Linked DNA regions of Homo sapiens: region 2 is linked to region 1. A link is an interaction called in ENCODE POLR2A ChIA-PET data of the cell type or tissue named here. Cell type or tissue: PC-3. All regions are shown on one strand. Links, peaks and the distances in the headings refer to the core of each region. The heading gives the core; the rest is flanking DNA.

The links. ChIA-PET counts read pairs that join two places held together with the same protein. Peaks named below come from ENCODE experiments on the same cell type or tissue, not always from the same donor. Only the 100,000 strongest peaks of a DNase experiment are listed, where the experiment ranks them.
Region 2: POLR2A ChIA-PET joins it to region 1 with 14 read pairs; 12 of 35 experiments call an interaction of 5 or more read pairs at or near these places.

The regions. Positions count from the first base shown.
Region 1 is chr3:101,851,391-101,862,035 of GRCh38, forward strand. It overlaps NFKBIZ (NFKB inhibitor zeta), which reads left to right. Exons shown (of 12, transcript NM_031419.4): 2 at 695-834; 3 at 1,348-1,378; 4 at 1,496-1,599; 5 at 1,701-2,473; 6 at 3,188-3,293; 7 at 3,672-3,818; 8 at 4,005-4,068; 9 at 4,343-4,512; 10 at 5,683-5,793; 11 at 5,902-6,069; 12 at 7,928-9,632. The coding sequence ends at 7,981. Among named protein-coding and RNA genes, the nearest start is that of NFKBIZ, 7.2 kb to the left of the region's middle. In PC-3, for the core only: no CTCF peak of the experiment used is centred there; no DNase peak of the experiment used is centred there; H3K4me3 peaks cover 521 bases.
Region 2 is chr3:102,150,836-102,161,480 of GRCh38, forward strand. No RefSeq gene overlaps it. Among named protein-coding and RNA genes, the nearest start is that of RDUR, 220 kb to the left of the region's middle. In PC-3, for the core only: no CTCF peak of the experiment used is centred there; DNase peaks (open chromatin) are centred at 5,766 and 7,676; H3K27ac peaks cover 3,419 bases.

The DNA.
Region 1 (10,645 bases), core at 1,145-9,144:
CAATGAGGGGAAATCCTGTGTGCATATGTAGAAATGTGTTTAAGCTCAGTGAATTTAAGCAGCTTTTTTGGCACAGTTGAATTGAAGGAAATAATAAGACATAAATCTAAGACGTTGTTAATTGTCAGGTTTTCGTACATAGAGATCTTTGAAAGAAGTTGTTTTGTGCCTTCTTAGGTAAGCGGAATTGATAGACTTTAAAATTTCTATGTGAACATAAAACCATTGGTTTAAAAAGCTAAAAGTGCATCATTTATCACTTGCTCCCCAAAGTTTTTCCAAAGTCAAGAATAATTATAGAACTATGAGAGTCAGGATGGCAAAATCTGTCATCCATTCTCATGGGTGGTTAGGGCTGAGAAAAAAATGTGATCCACTCTCATGGGTGGTTAGAGCTGAGAGATAGAGAGGCTTAATTTGGGTTTACCTATTGGCTCTGAGGATCCTTGACCAAATTTTTATGAACTTTAATTTCTTAGGGTACCCAGTGGAGAAAGGTATCAGGCAACTTAGGACCTTTGAGCAGAGCTCGGGACTCACAAGGCCATTGATTGACCAGAGCAAGTTGGAAAGGTTTTGCAATGTGCTGCTTGGGGACTTTATACATTAGGCAACAGCTATACTTTTGGGATTATTAACGTTTATGTCTGTGAAGATATTTAACCAGGAATATGTTTTGTTTTCTTTTGAACAGTTGAGCCCCATATGGGGGTTGGCAGGCAGCAGAGAGGCCCCTTTCAAGGTGTTCGGGTAAAGAACTCAGTGAAGGAACTCCTGTTGCACATCCGAAGTCATAAACAGAAGGCTTCTGGCCAAGCTGTGGATGATTTTAAGGTGACATCTATTTTTCTGTTTTGAGTATAGAGTTGGGGAGAGGGGTTAGTCTGTCAGGGTTATTATGATGACCTAGGTCCAGTCATCAAGTAAGTCACTTGAAATTTTTCATAAGATGACAAAGTCCATAGGACAGAGACCATATTTGTCTGGTCTGTTGTATCCTCCTTAGCCCAGTGCCAGACACCTGGTAGGTGGGCAAGAGAAACTCAATGAATAAATAAATGAAGGCAAGTTCAGAGGCTCAACTGAAATGGAACATTTTAACTAGAAAGGGAAAAATCAAATGGTCTTATTAATTTCATCTTGACCTGCGTTGAGCTAAGGTGAAAGTGAAAATGAGGAAGTCGCAAGATAGAATAAAAATTGATATAGAAAATCAATATTGATAGAAAAACCATATCAGAGATTTATGGTAAGCTATAAAGGGTGGTAGAGATAAGCCTACTTACTGATGTATATTAAGAGGAAGTCATTTTGTATACACTAAATTGGAAACTTTTTTCTTTATAGACACAAGGTGTGAACATAGAACAGTTCAGAGGTAAGAGTTACTTGTATTTGTAATTTTTTCAGGGCTTTGGAGTAAATAATAGAGTGTAATTATGGGTAACATTTATAAAATAAAATGATGACAGAGGCTGTATTCCTTTGGGTACAGAATTGAAGAACACAGTATCATACAGTGGGAAAAGGAAAGGGCCCGATTCGTTGTCTGATGGACCTGCTTGCAAAAGGCCAGCTCTGTTGCATTCCCAATTTTTGGTAAGTATCTCACCATTTTCCTCTGACTATCCTTTGGAAATTATTCCTGGGATAATTTTAGAAGGAAGTGAGTGTGCAAGTTGCATTTTCCTTCTTTCCAGACACCACCTCAAACACCAACGCCCGGGGAGAGCATGGAAGATGTTCATCTCAATGAACCCAAACAGGAGAGCAGTGCTGATCTGCTTCAGAACATTATCAACATTAAGAATGAATGCAGCCCCGTTTCCCTGAACACAGTTCAAGTTAGCTGGCTGAACCCCGTGGTGGTCCCTCAGAGCTCCCCCGCAGAGCAGTGTCAGGACTTCCATGGAGGGCAGGTCTTTTCTCCACCTCAGAAATGCCAACCATTCCAAGTCAGGGGCTCCCAACAAATGATAGACCAGGCTTCCCTGTACCAGTATTCTCCACAGAACCAGCATGTAGAGCAGCAGCCACACTACACCCACAAACCAACTCTGGAATACAGTCCTTTTCCCATACCTCCCCAGTCCCCCGCTTATGAACCAAACCTCTTTGATGGTCCAGAATCACAGTTTTGCCCAAACCAAAGCTTAGTTTCCCTTCTTGGTGATCAAAGGGAATCTGAGAATATTGCTAATCCCATGCAGACTTCCTCCAGTGTTCAGCAGCAAAATGATGCTCACTTGCACAGCTTCAGCATGATGCCCAGCAGCGCCTGTGAGGCCATGGTGGGGCACGAGATGGCCTCTGACTCTTCAAACACTTCACTGCCATTCTCAAACATGGGAAATCCAATGAACACCACACAGTTAGGGAAATCACTTTTTCAGTGGCAGGTGGAGCAGGAAGAAAGCAAATTGGCAAATATTTCCCAAGACCAGTTTCTTTCAAAGGATGCAGATGGTGACACGTGAGTATTCTTTTATCTCATGTTCTTAATTAGGTAAGCCACACTTGTTGGACTAGTGAGCATATAATTTTTCTAGGGTATAACAAGGTATACCTTAGTTAGTGGTTGGCTAACCAAGATGACTGGTGTAGATAGAAACCGCCACTCAGTGATAGCTAGTATGTCAAGAAAGGGTTTTCCTTCAAAAAATTTTTTGGCTGAACAGATAATCTGTTCTAAATTGATAAAAATATCTGTATCTTCTTGATTAATTGAGTTTGGAAGACCAGCGTAGACTATGTCTATAGAACAGAAACAGTTAGATCATGATTAGGGATAAACTGTGAGTTGGTTTGTAGATTGATCTTAATCTGTCCTGATGTCTTTGTGGCCTTGGGCAAGTTATTTAACCTCCTTAGGTCTCAGTTCCTTGACGTGTAAAATGATAATACCTCTTGTATAGGGGTTTTATGAGTATTAAAAATAATAGATTTAAGTTGATCAGTATGGTGCTTGACATTCTTCTTTTTCTTATTTCTGATAGCCTAACCCATCCTGTTCCAACTGGGGTGTATTATCAATGTAGCAGAAAAGACAAATTATGCTTTGTAATGTTTCATTTGAGTGTACCAATATATAAAAAGGGGGCTAAAGGAAGATTTTTTTTTTTTTTTCAAAAGAACAACTTAGTGAAATCAGAAGTGATTCACCCGCTTTCCTTTCCATGTTCCCCAGGTTCCTTCATATTGCTGTTGCCCAAGGGAGAAGGGCACTTTCCTATGTTCTTGCAAGAAAGATGAATGCACTTCACATGCTGGATATTAAAGAGCACAATGGACAGGTGAGGACCTTGACAGAGTCTGAAATGGCAAAGAGGGGGTCATGGTGAAGTGAATGATGACCAGCCTTATGTGTAGATCATCTTAGAGCTCAAGATCAAGAGAGTTTAGTTAATATTAACTTTGAGATGTTGACTTTTTGCTACCATCAACCTTGAAGTTATTAATGTTAACTTTGTAGCTGTTTGACCAAACACTGAGAGTAATAAAGCCACACCCTAGGCTTACTTTAGTTTCCTTGTCTTACAGTATCTGATTGCTTATTCAAAGGATTTATTTTCTCTCTGTGGGTTTTTCCCTCAGTCATAGTTTAGTTTCATATTCCTTGTTATGATAACATTGTATGTTTAAAATATCTTTTTTCCTCTGGATATCCACAGAGTGCCTTTCAGGTGGCAGTGGCTGCCAATCAGCATCTCATTGTGCAGGATCTGGTGAACATCGGGGCACAGGTGAACACCACAGACTGCTGGGGAAGAACACCTCTGCATGTGTGTGCTGAGAAGGGCCACTCCCAGGTGCTTCAGGTAAGAGGCAGCAAACCAGGCTTCCATCATTGCAAGGCCAGAGAGATAGAGTTGGATATTAGAAGTCGGATATAGGTTGCCTGTTGCAATGATCTATTTTGAGTTAACTTATTCATTTCTTGGGGATTCTAATAGGTATATGCGCAGCTTATGTAGCTAACAGATGTCTGTTTTTAAAATCTGCAGGCGATTCAGAAGGGAGCAGTGGGAAGTAATCAGTTTGTGGATCTTGAGGCAACTAACTATGATGGTAAGCAACTGAAACTTTATTAGATTCAGAGCCACTTAGGGGGAACCATAAGGTCTAAGGGTGCTAAGTATACTAAGAAGGAAGGTAATTAAAGCTAAAATATTCTGTAGGTAAAATTAGACCCAAAAAGAGACAATATTCAGATTGCCTTACTAGTTCTTGTGGAGCCCATTTATAGGTTAAGTTAGAGGCCATCCTCAGCATTTGTCATTATAGAAGGACCAAAAGACCTGATGGGATGCTTGACCACTGCTTGATTATACTTTTCTTCTAGGCCTGACTCCCCTTCACTGTGCAGTCATAGCCCACAATGCTGTGGTCCATGAACTCCAGAGAAATCAACAGCCTCATTCACCTGAAGTTCAGGAGCTTTTACTGAAGAATAAGAGTCTGGTTGATACCATTAAGTGCCTAATTCAAATGGGAGCAGCGGTGGAAGCGAAGGTAAATTCACAGAAAAGGTTTAAGATGGGGTAGGGGAGAAACTGGTTATATAGCAAAAGACCTTGCTTCCAAGTACAGATTCAAACTTCTTTCTTTTTTTTCTGAAATTAATGGTGTGAGTAGCAATGTATGGGTGGTTAAGAAGCCCAGAATTTTTTTTTTTTTTGAGACAGAGTCTCACTGTGTCGCCCAGGCTGGAATGCAGTGGTGCGATCTTGGCTCACTGCAACCTCCGACTCCCTGGTTCAAGCGATTCTCCTGCCTCAGCCTGCCCAGTAGCTGGGACTACAGGTGCCTACCACCACACCCAGCTAATTTTTTGTATTTTTAGTAGAGACGGGGTTTCACCATGTTAGCCAGGATGGTCTCGATCTCCTGACCTCGTGATCTGCCCGCCTCGGCCTCCCGAAGTGCTGGGATTACAGGCGTGAGCCACCGCGCCCGGCCAAGAAGCCCAGATTTTAACAGATCATTTCATGTGTTTTCTTGATTTGCTTTAAATCCATGAATTATTATCCAAAAGGTCATTTAGGTATAAAATAAATAGTCTTTGAAAGGTAAAGAAAATGCTTGAAATTGATATTGTCATTTTGGCTTCCATTTTCATACACTGAGAATAAAGGTGCTTTTTGTAAGGATTTCTTCATTGTTGTAGGATGTGGAATTCATCTTCTGGTTTTTAAGCTGGAAAATAGTTTATTCTTTTAAAATTTTGGTTTTATTCACTGAGTATATGGGGGAAAAATGCCTAAGTCATAAACCATTTGGACCCTTGAGGCTTACTGACTAGTAAAATAGGTGAGAGATATAGCTAAATATAACTCTACAGGGAGGCTACCAAATCTGGAAATGTAGGTGAATACATAATAAATGGTTTACTGATAGGTTATGACATAGGATTTAAAAATATTTATTTTTCTACATTTTATGGCCACCCTGTATAAAAAGGTACATTGTGACAAGAGGCATATAGACAAATTAATAGGAAATTTAAGAGGAATAAAAGATTCCATTTAGCTTGGGATTAAGCAAGGCATTTTGGAGAAGGGAGCATTCAAAGTGAGTCTCTGAAGCTGAATCAGACATTCAGGAGACTGGGTGAAAAGTGTATTCTGAGGCATAGTATCTGGATTTTTTTTTTTTTTTTTCCTCCCTCTTGCCTTTGACAAGGATCGCAAAAGTGGCCGCACAGCCCTGCATTTGGCAGCTGAAGAAGCAAATCTGGAACTCATTCGCCTCTTTTTGGAGCTGCCCAGTTGCCTGTCTTTTGTGAATGCAAAGGTACACCAGAGTTGGAATGGCCTTCTGTACACCCTCTCAAAGTTTTTGAGCTCCTTTCATGAAATTTCCCCCTTCCTGATGTCTGATAATTCATTTCTTTGTCTTCAGGCTTACAATGGCAACACTGCCCTCCATGTTGCTGCCAGCTTGCAGTATCGGTTGACACAATTAGATGCTGTCCGCCTGTTGATGAGGAAGGGAGCAGACCCAAGTACTCGGAACTTGGAGAACGAACAGCCAGTGCATTTGGTTCCCGATGGCCCTGTGGGAGAACAGGTGAGAGGCACAGGAGGGAGAGGAAGTATTTTTTGGCACTGCAGTCTGAAACAGAAAGGGAGATGAGGCTGTGCAGGGCGAAGGCCAGCTGTTGCTCTTCAGGTGGACTCTATCAGTGTCTGTGTCTCACGGTAGCTGTCATAGCATTGTGGAGTTACTCTTCGTTTGGAAACAGCAATTAAGAAATTTGAGGGATTATCCATAGACTCAAAATGGTTAGAGGTCAGGTAGTATTCTGTGACACACACTTAGGGTTAGAGTAAGTCAGAATGGTTTAAGGTTCGGAAAGAGAAGATACCAAGGTTCCTGCAGATACCAAGGAAAGAGAATCTTAGTCTTGTAATGTATGAGCCTTCAAATATTGTGGATATTAAATGAGTTGTTACATGTGGAGTGCTCACAATAGTCCCGGGTACAGAGTAAGAGATCAGTGAACATCAATAGTTAGAATTATTTCTGTCTATGAAGTGATACTGAACAAAAAATGGAAAAATTACTTATGTAATTTCAAACCTAGAAATATTTTGTTTTAAACAGCATATTTAATGCTTTACTCATCAAATATGGTTATATATTATCATTGAGTATTGAATAGTTTCATGAGTAAACTTTTTAGATAACAAGAACTTATTCTTTCAAGAACTTAAAATGTTTTTGATGGAACTCTTTTCCTGGGAGGAATGAGGGGGATTGTGGCTGTGGGTAGGTCATTACATACTTTACTAATCACAAAATAAAATACGTGGAATGCAGTTTAGCTTTTTCTTTGATTCTGAGCTGTCATTATGACCATAATGTTATAGTAGCCCCTATTTATAGAGCTCTTTGTAATTTAGAAAGAATATTTCTATAGTTTGTAAAAAGTTTTCATGTATATCATTTAATAGTTAGAAGAACTTTACAAGTTTCAAGTTTCAACTGAGAAAATTGATATTCAGAGAGGTTCCAAGGACCAGAACCATCATTAACTTGTAAAAGGCAGAGTCCTAAGCCCAGTATTTGCTTCTACTTCACTGTTTGTGGTGTGCAGTCATATAACTATGCTCTCAGGGATCATTGAGATATTAAGCCATTTAACTCTTCATTAAATGTTCCCAGATTATCTCCTTTTTGCTTTGGTATTTTGTGTGTGTTGGGCAGGTAGAGGCTCTTTTCCCTGGCTTTTATTGTCATACTGTGGTCGTGTGTTTCCTTCTAGCAGCTATCAGTTGTATCCCCTACCCCAATCGCCTTTCATCTAAATTGTTGCTTCTAATCTGCTGGAGGCTGAGAGATAGAAAATAAAATTTGTCAGACTGGGATGTAAAATGAATCACTCTGAATGAGCCGGGATCTTTTCTGTGATCCATGAAGTTACGTGTAGATGCTTTAATACTTGGATATCATGACAGCTGTTTTGACTTGAATGGTATTAAGGATTTACTTGTGTGTGTATCATAAAATGTGGGTTTTCTGTTCCTGTTAGTTGAGGCTGACTTCAAGATAAGTGAGATATTATAATATGCCTTAATTACTGTCTTATGTTAAATGTTCTCACAAATAGCAAGAGTAAAGATTAGGAAAAGAATATAGGTGTTAAGTTTATGGAGATTTTCAACTTCAGATAATTTTTAGTGGAGATGTTTTACTTTCTTGAACTCAAAGATTATTATAAGAGATCTGAAATAAGTTTAAAAGGAGTTTAGTATTTTTAAAAGTCACCTCAAAATCTTGAGAAATATTGTGTGTATTTCTTCGTATACTTACAAGTTAATAGGAGTAGTGTAGATGGTATAAGAAAGGAATGAAACTCAGAAGGAAATACACCACATTGGCCATAAGAAATAAACCTCACAAATTTTATTTGTTTCTCTTCCAGATCCGACGTATCCTGAAGGGAAAGTCCATTCAGCAGAGAGCTCCACCGTATTAGCTCCATTAGCTTGGAGCCTGGCTAGCAACACTCACTGTCAGTTAGGCAGTCCTGATGTATCTGTACATAGACCATTTGCCTTATATTGGCAAATGTAAGTTGTTTCTATGAAACAAACATATTTAGTTCACTATTATATAGTGGGTTATATTAAAAGAAAAGAAGAAAAATATCTAATTTCTCTTGGCAGATTTGCATATTTCATACCCAGGTATCTGGGATCTAGACATCTGAATTTGATCTCAATGGTAACATTGCCTTCAATTAACAGTAGCTTTTGAGTAGGAAAGGACTTTGATTTGTGGCACAAAACATTATTAATATAGCTATTGACAGTTTCAAAGCAGGTAAATTGTAAATGTTTCTTTAAGAAAAAGCATGTGAAAGGAAAAAGGTAAATACAGCATTGAGGCTTCATTTGGCCTTAGTCCCTGGGAGTTACTGGCGTTGGACAGGCTTCAGTCATTGGACTAGATGAAAGGTGTCCATGGTTAGAATTTGATCTTTGCAAACTGTATATAATTGTTATTTTTGTCCTTAAAAATATTGTACATACTTGGTTGTTAACATGGTCATATTTGAAATGTATAAGTCCATAAAATAGAAAAGAACAAGTGAATTGTTGCTATTTAAAAAAATTTTACAATTCTTACTAAGGAGTTTTTATTGTGTAATCACTAAGTCTTTGTAGATAAAGCAGATGGGGAGTTACGGAGTTGTTCCTTTACTGGCTGAAAGATATATTCGAATTGTAAAGATGCTTTTTCTCATGCATTGAAATTATACATTATTTGTAGGGAATTGCATGCTTTTTTTTTTTTTTCTCCCGAGACAGGGTCTTGCTCTGGCGCCCAGGCTGGAGTACAGTGGCATGATCTTGGCTCACTTCAGCCTTGACTTGGGCTCAAGTGATCCTCCTACCTGAGCCTTCTGAGTAACTGGAACTACAGGTGTGCACTCCTCGCCTGGCTAATTTTTTATTTTTTGTACAGGCAGGATCTTGCCACCTTGCCCAGGCTGGTCTTGAACTCCTGAGCTCATGCCATCTGCCTGCCTTAGTCTCCCAAAATGCTGGGATTACAGGAGTGAGCCACCATGCCCGGCTGGCAGTTGCATGGAAGAGAACACCTCTTTATGGCTTACCCTCTAGAATTTCTAATTTATGTGTTCTGTTGAAATTTTTGTTTTTTTACCTTTATTGAAACAACAAAAAGTCAGTATTGAAACATATCTTCCTGTTTTCTGTTGTCAAATGATGATAATGTGCCATGATGTTTTATATATATCATTCAGAAAAAGTTTTATTTTTTAATAACATTCTATTAACATTATTTTGCTTGCCGCTGGCATGCCTGAGGAATGTATTTGGCTTTGATTACACACTAAGTTTTTGTAATAAATTTGACTCATTAAAAACCTTTTTTTTTTAAAAAAAAAAAAAAAGAAAATCTCATTAGTGAACTTATCTTTGCAGCTGAGTACTTAAATTCTTTTTAAAAAGATACCCTTTGGATTGATCACATTGTTTGACCCAGTATGTCTTGTAGACACGTTAGTTATAATCACCTTGTATCTCTAAATATGGTGTGATATGAACCAGTCCATTCACATTGGAAAAACTGATGGTTTTAAATAAACTAATTCACTAATATTATTTGTCTTACATGCATTTTCTTTTCCTAGTGCCTTATTTCCCTAGATAGAAAAAGTACTATTGATGATTTTAAATACCTTTGAGTTAGTTAATTTATGTTAATTTGGGTTTTTTGGAGAACATGTTTCCTGAAAGTATACAAGATTTAACATCAAAATCTATTTGCTAAGTTTACTAGGAGAAGTCTGTTAGGTTTTGAAATTATCATGGAAGTTTAATAGATGCTGTCGATCATTCACATGTTTAGATGCTTAAAAAAAAAAAAAAAAGCTAAGTGGGAGCAGTGAATCATAGGAATAACAGTTTGGAGATTACCAGGATCATCCTTAGAGAGATGTAAACCTGGGAAAGGTTCTTCCCTTTGCCAGCAAGCCATTTTGACGTGTGAGAACAAACACATCAATATCTGTCAGTATGTTGTTACAATTATTGCACATATATTCTAGTTCTTACAGCTGTTTTGAGAATCTGGTGAAAGCTATGAATCCTTTCCCTGGAAAATGCAAATATATGTATACACACAAATGCTGTGTGCAATATTTGGGGCTTCACAACCTTTAGAAGACCATGACTCACAAGAATCCACTTTAGTTTCATTTCTGCACATACTTTTCTTCTTTCGTATAACAAAATCTTGGGTAATTTGCTTTGCAAATGCAACTTGTTAACCAGAACAGCAGAAATGATGTACTCCCACTGAACATAGCCCTACAGTGAGCTTTACCCAAGTGAGCTTCTATGTTCTCTCTTAATCCCAAATTCTCTCATAGTTGAACCAGTATCTAGCAAGTATGTTTGTGTGTGCGTGTGTGTGTGTGCAAAGATGTAAATAATTTGAGGCTAAGACATATAAGACATTTCTTAGCCTTAAGATGTTTACGTGAGAGACATGGCATGTACTTTATTAGGTAAACTATGTTAAATAGCATTTAAAAAGAGATTCAGAAGGGACATTTCTTTCTGACTGGGGAGGATTCAAGGTAGAGCATTTGAACTGTATCTTCTGAATA
Region 2 (10,645 bases), core at 1,422-9,421, 300 kb after region 1:
TAAAAGGGTCAATTCAGCAAGAGAATACAACAACTATAAATATATATGCACCTAACACTGGAAAACTCACATATATAAAGCAAATATTATTAGAGCTGAAGAGAGACAGACACTCAATACAATAATAGCTGGAAACTTCAACACTCCACTTACAATAAATTGGAAAATCTAGAAGAAATGGATAAATTTCTAGACACATATAGCCTACCAATCTTGAACTTGGAAAAAATCCAAAACCCAAACAGACCAATAACAAGTAATGAGATTGAAGTTGTAATAAAAAGTCCCCCAGTGTATTAGTCTGTTCTCATGCTGCTAATAAAGACATACCCAGGACTAGGTAATTTATAAAGGAAAGAGGCTTAGTGGACTCACAGCTCTACATGGCTGGAGAGGCCTCACAATCATGGTGAAAGATGAAGGAAGAGCAAAGGGATATCTTACATGGCAGCAGGCAAGACAGAATGAGAGCCAAGCAAAAGGGGAAACCCCTTATAAAACGATCAGATCTTATGAAACTTATTCACTACCATGAGAACAGTATGGGGGAAACTGCCACCATGATTCAATTCTCTCCCAACAGGTCCCTCCCACAACATGTGGAAATTATGGGAGGTACAATTCAAGATGAGATTTGGGTGGGAACACAGCCAAACCATATCATTCCACTCCTGGCCCTGTCCAAAATCTCAAGTCCTCACATTTCAAAACCAATCATGCATTCCCAACAGCCTCCCAAATCCTTAATTCATTTCAGCATTAACTCAAAAATCCACAGTTCAAAGTCTCATCTGAGACAAAGCAGGTCCCTTCCACCTATCAGCCTGTAAAATCAAAAGCAAGTTAGTTACTTCCTAGATACAATGGGGGTACAGGCACTGGATAAATATACCCATTCCAAATGGGATAAATTGGCCAAAACAAAGAAGCTAAAGGCCCCATGCAAGTCTGAAATGCAACAAGTCAGTCAAATCTTAAAGCTCCAAAATGATCTCCTTTGACTCCATGTCTAACAAGTAGGTCATGTTGATGATGCAAGAGATGGGTTCCCATGGTCTTGGGCAGCTCCATCCCTATGGCTTTGAAGGTACATCTTCCCTCCTGGCTGCTTTCATGGGCTGGCATTGAGTGAGGCTTTTCCAGGCACATGGTGCAGGCTGTGAGTAGATCTACCATTCTGGGGTCTTGTGGATGGTGATCCAAAGCTCCACTAGGCAGTGCCCCAGTGGGAACTATGTGTGGGGACTTCAACTCTACATTTCCCTTCAACACTCCCCTAGCAAAGGTTCTCCACGAGGGCTCTGCCCCTGCAGCAAACTTCTGCCTGGACATCCAGGCATTTCCATACATCCTCTGAAATCAAAGCTGAGGTTCTAAACCTCAGTTCTTATGTGCATCCTCAGGATCAACATCACATGAAAGCTGCCAAGGCTTGGGGCTTGCATCCTCTGAAGCCACTGCTCAAGCCATATCTTGGCCTCTTTCAGCCATGGCTAGAGTGGCTGGGATGCAGGACAGCAAGTTCCTAGGCTGAATACAGCAGAGAGGCTTGGGCCCAGCTCACGAAACCAGCTTGAATTTCTCTTTAGAAAATGGGTTTTTCTTTTCTATCACATCATCAGGCTGCATATTTTCTGAACTTTTATGCTCTGTTTTCCTTTTAAAATTGAATGCGTTTTAACAGCACTGAAATCACCTCTTGAATGCTTTGCTGCTTAGAAGTTTCTTCCATCAGATACCCTAAGTCATCTTTCTCAAGTTCAAAGTTCCACACATCTCTAGGGTAGGGGCAAAATGCCACCAGTCTCTTTGCTTAAACAGAGCAAGAGTCACATTTACTTCAATTCCCAACAAATTCCTTATCTGCAGGTGAGACCATCTCAGCCTAGATTTCATTGTCCATATCATTTTGGTCAAAGCCATTTAGCAAGTGGCTACGAAGTTTAAAACTTTCCCACATTTTCCTGTCTTCTTCCAAGCCCTCCAAAATGTTCCAACCTCTGCCTGTTATCCAGTTCCAAACTCGCTTCCACATTTACTTGGTACCATGTAAGATGCCCCTTTGCTTTTCCTTCATCTTCTGTCATGATTGTGAGGTCTCCCCAGCCATGTGGAACTGTGAATTCTTTAAACACCTTTCCTTTATAAATTACCCAATCTTGGGTATGTCTTTATTAGCAGCATGAGAACAGAATAATACAGTAAATTGGTACTGGTCATTTATAAAGGAAAAGCAAAGGGGCATCTTATATGGCACCAGGTAAGAGAGAATGAGAGCCAAGCAAAAGGGGAAACTCCTTATAAAATGATCAGATCTCATGATACTTGTTCACTACCATGAAAGCAGCATGTGGGAAACCACCCTTATGATGCAATTTTCCCCCACCAGGTCCCTCCAACAACACACAGCAATTATGGGAGCTACAATTCAAGATGAGATTTGGGTGAGGATACAGCCAAATCATATCACCTAGCAAAGTCTGGGACTGTATGGTTTTACTCTGGAAATTTAGCAAACATTAAAAGAACTAATACCAACCCTAATTAAACTATTCTGAAAAATAGAGGATGAGGGAATACTTCCAAACTCATTCTATGAGGTCAATATTACCCTGATACCAAAACCAGACAAAAACACGTCAAAAAGAGAAAACTACAGGCCACTATCCCTGATGAACATTGATGCAGAAATCCTCAATGAAATACTAGCAAATCAAATTAAACACCATATGAAAAAGATTATTCATCATGACCAAGTAGCATTTAAAGCAGGGATGCCAGGGTGGTTCAACATATGCAAATCAATCAATGTGATACACCATATCAACAGAATGAGGGACAAAAACCATATGATCATTTCAACTAATGCTGAAAAGCATTTGATAAAATTCAACATCCCTTCATAATAACAACTCTAAAAAAACTGGGTATAGAAGGAACATACCTCAACACAGAAAAGCCATATATGACGACTCACAGCTAGTATCACACTGAATGGGGAAAAACTTCATGTCCTTCCTCTAAGATCTGGAACACAACAAGAATGCCCACTTTTACCATTGTTATTCAACATAGTACTGTTAGTTCTAGCTAGAGCAATCAGATAAGAGAAAAAAACACAGGGCACCAGATTGGAAAGGAAGTCAAATTGCCCTTGTTTACAGATGATACGATCTTTTATTTGGAAAAATGTAAATACTCCACCAAAAAATTATCAGAACTGATAAACAAATTTAGTAACATTGCAGGATAAAAAATTAATGTACAAAATCAGTAGTACTTCTATATGCCAACAGTGAACATCTGAAAAAGAAATCAAGAAAGTAATCCCATTTACAATAGCTACAAATAAAATTAAATAGCTAGGAATTAACTAAAGAAGTAAAAAATCCTTACAATAAAAACTGTAAAACATTGATGCAAGAAATTGAAGAGGACACAAAAACGGAAAGATATTCCATGTTCATGGATTGGAAGAATCAACATTGTTAAAGTCGGTGCAATCTCTATCAAAATGCCAATGACATTCTTCATAGAAACAGAAACAAAAATCCCAAAATTTATATGGAATCACAAAAGACCCAGAACAGCCAACGCTCTCCTGAGTGAAAAGAACAAAACTGAAGAAATCACATTATCTGACCATTTATACAACAAAACTAGAGTAAACAAAACAGCATGGTATTGGCATAAAAACAGACACACAGACCAATAAAGCAGAACAGGGAACCCAGAAACAAATCCATACATCTACAATAAACAGTGCTGGGAAAACTAGACATATGCAGAAGAATGAAACTAAACCCCTATCTCTTGCTGCACACAAATATAAAATCAAAATGGATAAAGACTTAAATCTAAAATTTCAAACTAAGAAACTAGGAAAAGAAAACTTTGGGAAAACTCTCCAGGACATTGGACTGGGCACAGATTTCTTGAATGATACCCCACAAACACAGGCAACCAAAGCAAAAGTGGACAAATGGAATCACATCAAGTTAAAAAGCTTCTGAACAGCAAAGAAAATAATCGACAAAGTGAAGAGACAACACACAGAATGGGAGAAAATATTTGCAAACTATCCATCTGACAAGGAATTAATAACTAGAATATAGAAGGAGCGCAAACAACTCTATAGGAAAAAACTAATAATCCATTTTAAAAATAGGCTAAAGATTTTAATAGACATTTCTCAAAAGAAGACATACAAATGGCAAATAGGAATGTGAAAAGGCACTGATGAAAGGCACATCACTGATCATCAGAGAAATGCAAATGAAATCTGCAATGAGATATCATCTTATCCTTGTTAAAATGGCTTTTATACAAAAGACAGGCAATAACAAATACTGACGAAGATGCAGAGAAACAGGAACCCTGGTACACTATTAGTGAGAATGTAAATTAGTACAACCACTATGGAGAACAGTTTGGAGGTTTCTCAGAAAGCTAAAAATGGAGATAACATATTATTAGGCAATCCTACTGCTAGGTATACACCCAAAAGAAAGGAAATCAGTATACTAAAGTGACATCTCCACTGCTATATTTATTTCAGCATTATTCACAATAGCCAAGATTTGGAAGCAACCTAGGTGTCTATGAACAGAAAAATAGATAAAGGAAATGTGATACATTTACACAATGGAGTACTATTTAGCTTTAAAAAGAATGAGATTGGCTGGGTACGGTGGCTCATGCCTGTAATCCCAGCACTTTGGGAGGCTGAGACAGGCGAGGTCAGGAGATGGAGACCATCCTGGATAACACAGTGAAACCCCGTCTCTACTAAAAAAAATACAAAAAATTAGCCGGGCGTGATGGCGGGTGCCTGTAGTCCCAGCTACTCCAGAGGCTGAGGCAGGAGAACGGCATGAACCCAGGAGTGAGTCAAGATTGCACCACTGCACACTCCAGCCTGGGCAACAGAGTGAGACTCCGTCTCAAAAAAAAAAGAAAAGAAAAAGAATGAGATCCTGTCATTTGCATCAACATCAGTGGAACTGGAGATCATTATGTTGAATGAAATAAGTTGGGCACAGAAAGATAAATTTCACATGTTCCCACTCAGTTTTGGTTGCTGAAAATGAAAACAGTTACACTCATGGAGATAGAGAGTAGAATGATGGTTACCAGAGGCTGGGAAGGACAGTGTGAGGGTGGGGTGAAGGTAGGGGAGTAGGGAGGTGGTGGAGGGGGGACATTTTTTAATGGGTACAAAATTATATTTAGAATAAATAAGATCCAGTATTTGATCATAGACCGGGTGACTATAGACAACAATAATTTATTGTACATTTATAAATAACTGAAAGAGTACAGTTGGTTTGCTTGTAATACAAAGAAAGGATAAGTGCTTGAGTTGATACATATTCCATTTACCCTGATGTGATTATTACACGTTGTATGCCTGTATCAAAATAGTACATGTTTCCTGTAAATATATACAACTACTATGTACCCATAAAAATTAAAATAAAATATTTTAAAAAGAAAAGTTAAATTTCCATTCAGTAAATATTTATTAAGAGCCCACTGTATGGGAGTGCTGGGCTAGATATGAAGACATGTTCCTCCTAACCCCGAGAGTGTATTCTCTAGGTCGCTTATTTCATGTTTTGATACTTCACACTGGTGGATAAGTCTCTTTAAGTAACCTGAGTTTGGTTTTTTCATACCTCCCCTGATAATACCTAAAATGTCCTTCAACTCCCAGCTTGTTGAGGTGTATCCAGGGAATGTTTCACATGCGCTCAGTGAGTCATGTTCAGTTACCATGAAGCAGCCTCTGTTTGTTTCTTGTCCTGTTGCTCTTTTCCTGTGTTGTGAGTCAGTAGAAAAAAAAATTTTCCCTTTTAAATAACTTTTAGTCAGTATGGCTTCAACCCAGAGCCACTTTGCCCCAAAGTCTTGTAGACTTGCTAGTGAAAATGGTACTTTTGGTTATTATTTATGGCACTAAACCATCTACCTCCCCACCTCTCTTGCTGAACATGCAGTCATGAGTTCATCAAGAGGCTAAATCAGGAGACCTCACCGTGCATTTCTGAGTCCACTCTCCCTTAGCTAAAGAAGGCTTTGTGTTTGGGTTGACAGCTTTGTGCCCACTGACCTCTTTATTTACAATGAAATGACATCCAGGGAGTTCCTTAATTTTTCTTGCAAATGGGACTTGGACATGTCCCTTTAATTTACTAGATAGATCTGACTCCTGTGATGTTAGACTTGAGCTCAAACCATGCTTGTATTGAGCTAACAACAGTCACTTTTTATTTATTACCCAAAAGGTTCCTGTAATACTCACAATGGCCATATGGAACAAACATAACTACCTTCTAATGTGGCCACCTTTCAAGATTGAAGTCAACTCTCTTTTCCTGCTCCCCCTCAAAATTCTATCTTCCAGGTTAAGCACATGCAGAACTTTCTATTATTCTTTGTATGTTTTCTTGCCAGTTGGATCCCTTTCCTCTGAAAATGCTCTGGCTTTTCTGTGCCTTCTAAAAATGCGAGGTCACAAAGAATCTTTGGCTTGGCCAGGGAAGATTATATTAGGTTGGTGCAAAAGTAATTGTGATTTTTGCCATTGAAAGTAATGGAAAAAAATTCACAATTACATTTGCACCAACCCAATAGTATACTATTACCCCTTATTCTATCCACCATACATCTTGTGGTAGCAAAGCACTTGATCTTTAATATCTAATTTGGAGCTACACCATATCTCTAAAATTACAGAGAAGTTCAGAATTTAAAAGTAATTATCTAAGAATCAATGCTGTGATGAAAAACAACCAGGCTTATATTGATATGTTTTTTCTTTTTTTTCTTTTTTCTTTTTCTTTTTTTTGAGACAAGTTCTTGCTCTGTTACCTAAGCTGGAGTGCAGTGGCATGATCACTGGTCACTGCAGGCTCGACCTCCTGGGCTCAAATGATCCTCCTGCCTCAGCCCTCTGAGTAGCTGGGACCACAGTCGTGCACCACTATGTCTGGCTAATTTTTGTATTTTTTGTAGAGATAGGGTTTCACCATGTTGCCAGGGCTGGTCTCGAACTCCTGGGTTCAAGCGATCCACCCACCTTGGCCTCCCAAAGTGGTGGGATTACAACTGTGAGCCACCATACCCCACCTTGATATGTAGTTTTAAAAAAGAACATAATTTCATAACTATGCCTATCTACATTTCTGAAGATGTAAGTCTTAAAGAGGAGCAGTAATGAAAACCAGGAAAAAAATAGAACAGATGAGAAAGGTAGGTTATGTAGCTTTTGGACATACTACAAATTCAAGCTTGTCTTCTTGAATTTTTTCCTAAGCATAAAATACAGGTACAGTGGCTTGTGATATCTATCAGCTGAGCCCAATCAGAGTCAGAGAACATGGAAATCCATTGATGTTGTCTATACAAGCCAGGATTCCCAGTCACAAAGCAGTATAAGGAGTAGTTTTGCAAGAGCAAACAGCATAGCCTATACACCGTAGGAGAAGGTCACGAAGGAAAGAAATGAAAACAGAGGATGACAGACTTCTAATTGATATAACCTGACTTAAGAATTCAACAATTAAATTCCTTAATCATATTATTAATTTTTTAAATCCTATGGTTGTTAACCTAATAAGAGTATCTGTCTCATTGTTTATTGAGAGGATTAAATAAGATGATTCATGTAAAGTCCACAGCACAAAACCTCATGTATTAGCAAGCATTCAGTAATGCTAACTATTGTTATTTTGAATTATTGCTTGCTGAAATAATAACTAGCCGTTTTGCCTTGTATGTTGTAAAGAACATTCATATACTTTATCTCATCTGTTTCTTGTGATAACTTGTCAAATAGGTAAGTAGACATTATTACAATTGGAGGAAGAAGTTAAGTGACTTGACCAGTTTATTAGTAGAAGAACAGTGGTTATAACTCAGTCTTCAGACCCAAAATCCTATGAACTTTCAAAAAAAAAATCACAATACCAATGTAAACTCCATTCATGAAAAGACAACAAATCTCATGCAAAATTATAAATGGAAAAAGACCCTAAACAAATACATGCAAATCAGTTATAAAATAATATGCTATGGCCGGGCGCTGTGGCTCATGCCTGTAATCCCAGCATTTTGGGAGGCTGAGGTGGGCGGATCATTTGAGGTCAGGAGTTTGAGACCAGCTTGACCTACATAGTGAAACCCCACCTCTACCAAAATACAAAAATTAGCTGGGCGTGGTGGTGGGTACCTGTAATCCCAGCTACTTGGGAGGCTGAGGCAGGAGAATCGCTTGAACCCAGGAGGCAGAGGTTGCAGTGAGCTGAGATCGTGCCACTGCACTCCAGCCTGGGCAACAGAGCAAGGCTCCCTCTAAATAAAAATAAAAATAAAAATAAAAATAAAAATAAAAATAAAAATAAATATGCTACTAATAATTCCAGTGACCAAGTAAGATTTAGTCCAGGGACATAGCACAATGAAAAGTAATCTAATAATATATTAAAGGAGGAAAATCATATTAGTAGATGTAGAAGAGGAATTTGATTTAGTCCAATATCTACTGTTAAACCCTTAATGAAGTAAAAATAGAAGAAACATCCTTAAAGTAAACAGAAAAAAGAGCTGTTCATGGTCCAATAATGAGAATGGTATCATGACCCAAGAGTTTTGATTAATTGAATTTCATGTCCTTGGTTGGAAAAAAGAAGAAACCTATTAGGAGTCAATATTAAAAATTATATTAGCTATTTAAAACCTAAAGATATTCTTTCTAGTGTCTGAAATAAGATGAAACTATTTTCATTATCACCAGTTTTGGAGATTCTAGCCGATACAACAAGCAAGAAAATAAAACAAAAATGTTCGTTATAGATAGGAAGAAAAAACTATCATTATTTTCAAATGATAGGATTTTATGAATAGAATAGCCAAGAGACTATACATTAAAATATTCAAGGTAAAAAGAAGCTCAACTCATTGGTACATTTTAAGATTACTGTGTACAAATAAAAAACTTTCTCTTACATAGCAAATTATATATGTGATGGATAAATGTGGAATATTAAAGATAACCACAGATTCTTTTCAGCTCCTTTCATGAGCAGTGGCATTGATTTCTACACTCTCATAAATCTGGGCTGGCTTTGGACTTGCTTTGACTAACACAATGTGTGGGAATTGAGGCTATGTAGCTTTGAGTCTCAGTTTCAAGAGGTCCTGCAGCTTTCACTTTGGTTCTTTTGAAACACTATTCCATGATGTGAAGAACTGCAGTATCTAGTCTAGAGTCCTCTGGATGAGTCCAATACTATCCTCTAGTCTCTAGGATAAAAGGCCATGCGAAGCAGAAATGAGCTTAACCAGCTGATACCCACTAAACTAATCAGCTAATAGCCAGCATCAACACCAGACATATGAGTAAAGCCATGCTAGGAAATCTATTGCCAGTGAAACCACCAGATGACTACATCTGTATCAATGACCCTGGTTAGACCAGAAAAAGTGCCCTTTTCCTAGCTGAGCTTAGTTCAAATGTCCAATTAACAAAATGTTGAACAAATAAATGGGTATTGTTTTAAACCATTAAATTTTAGATTTTGTTATTCAGTTATGTATAATTGGTACAAAAATATTCAAGATTTACAATAGCAATAAAAACTAAAAAGTGTCTAGGAAGACATTTCTATAAAGAGCATTATGAAACATACATGAAAGATACAAAACAATATATGAAGAAACACATACAGTATTTTTTGGAGGAAAGATGATAAAGATATCAACTTTCTCCACAAATAATCTATATATTGAGTAAAATGCCAATCAGAATCCACCACTGACAAAATTGATAATAAATTTTATATGAAGAATGTTGAAAATAAAATTTGGAAAGAATAATAATGAGGAATGCAGTTATTTATTGCTGTCTAACAAAATGCTTCTGAATTTAGTGGCTTAAATCAACAACAAAAAATTTGCTCATGAATCCGTAAATTTGGTAGGACTTAGTTAGAACAATTGTCTTTTCTCCTGGTGGCATGAGCTGGAGTGGGCCTAGAGGACTCACTTTTGAGACAGACACTCACATAGTGGTGAGTTGGTGCTGCTGACTGTTATCATCCCCAAAGGAAACCTGTATTCATTAAGCAGCCATTTCTCTTCTGCTCCACTTCAGTCTTGGACAACCACTAATCTGATTTTGTCACGATGGATTTACCTATCTTGGGTATTTCTTATATATGGAATCTTATAATGTGGAAAAAAAGAGGAAGACAGTAGATATGCATGTAGTAGACATGAACATATTTTTCCTATATATTATTAAATAAAAATGAAAATGGCAAAATTGTCATATTACATGTATTATCTAATCACACTTCGCACATATGTATATATAACTAAAAAGTGTGGAAAAATATAAGCCAAAGTTTTAGAGCAGTTATTTCAGGGGCTGGTATTACCATCCCAAAAAAACTAAACATGTATTTATATTGTTAAATACAAATTTAAAAATTAAACATTAACTTCATAGTCAAAAAAGTAAAGATATTTTCATTAAATAATATTTCAATAGGAAGAAATGAACTATTTAAAACATTGGTGAGCAAATCCTAATGAAATAAAGGCTTTAGGCCAGGATCATCAATGGCTGCTAGCAAAAAAG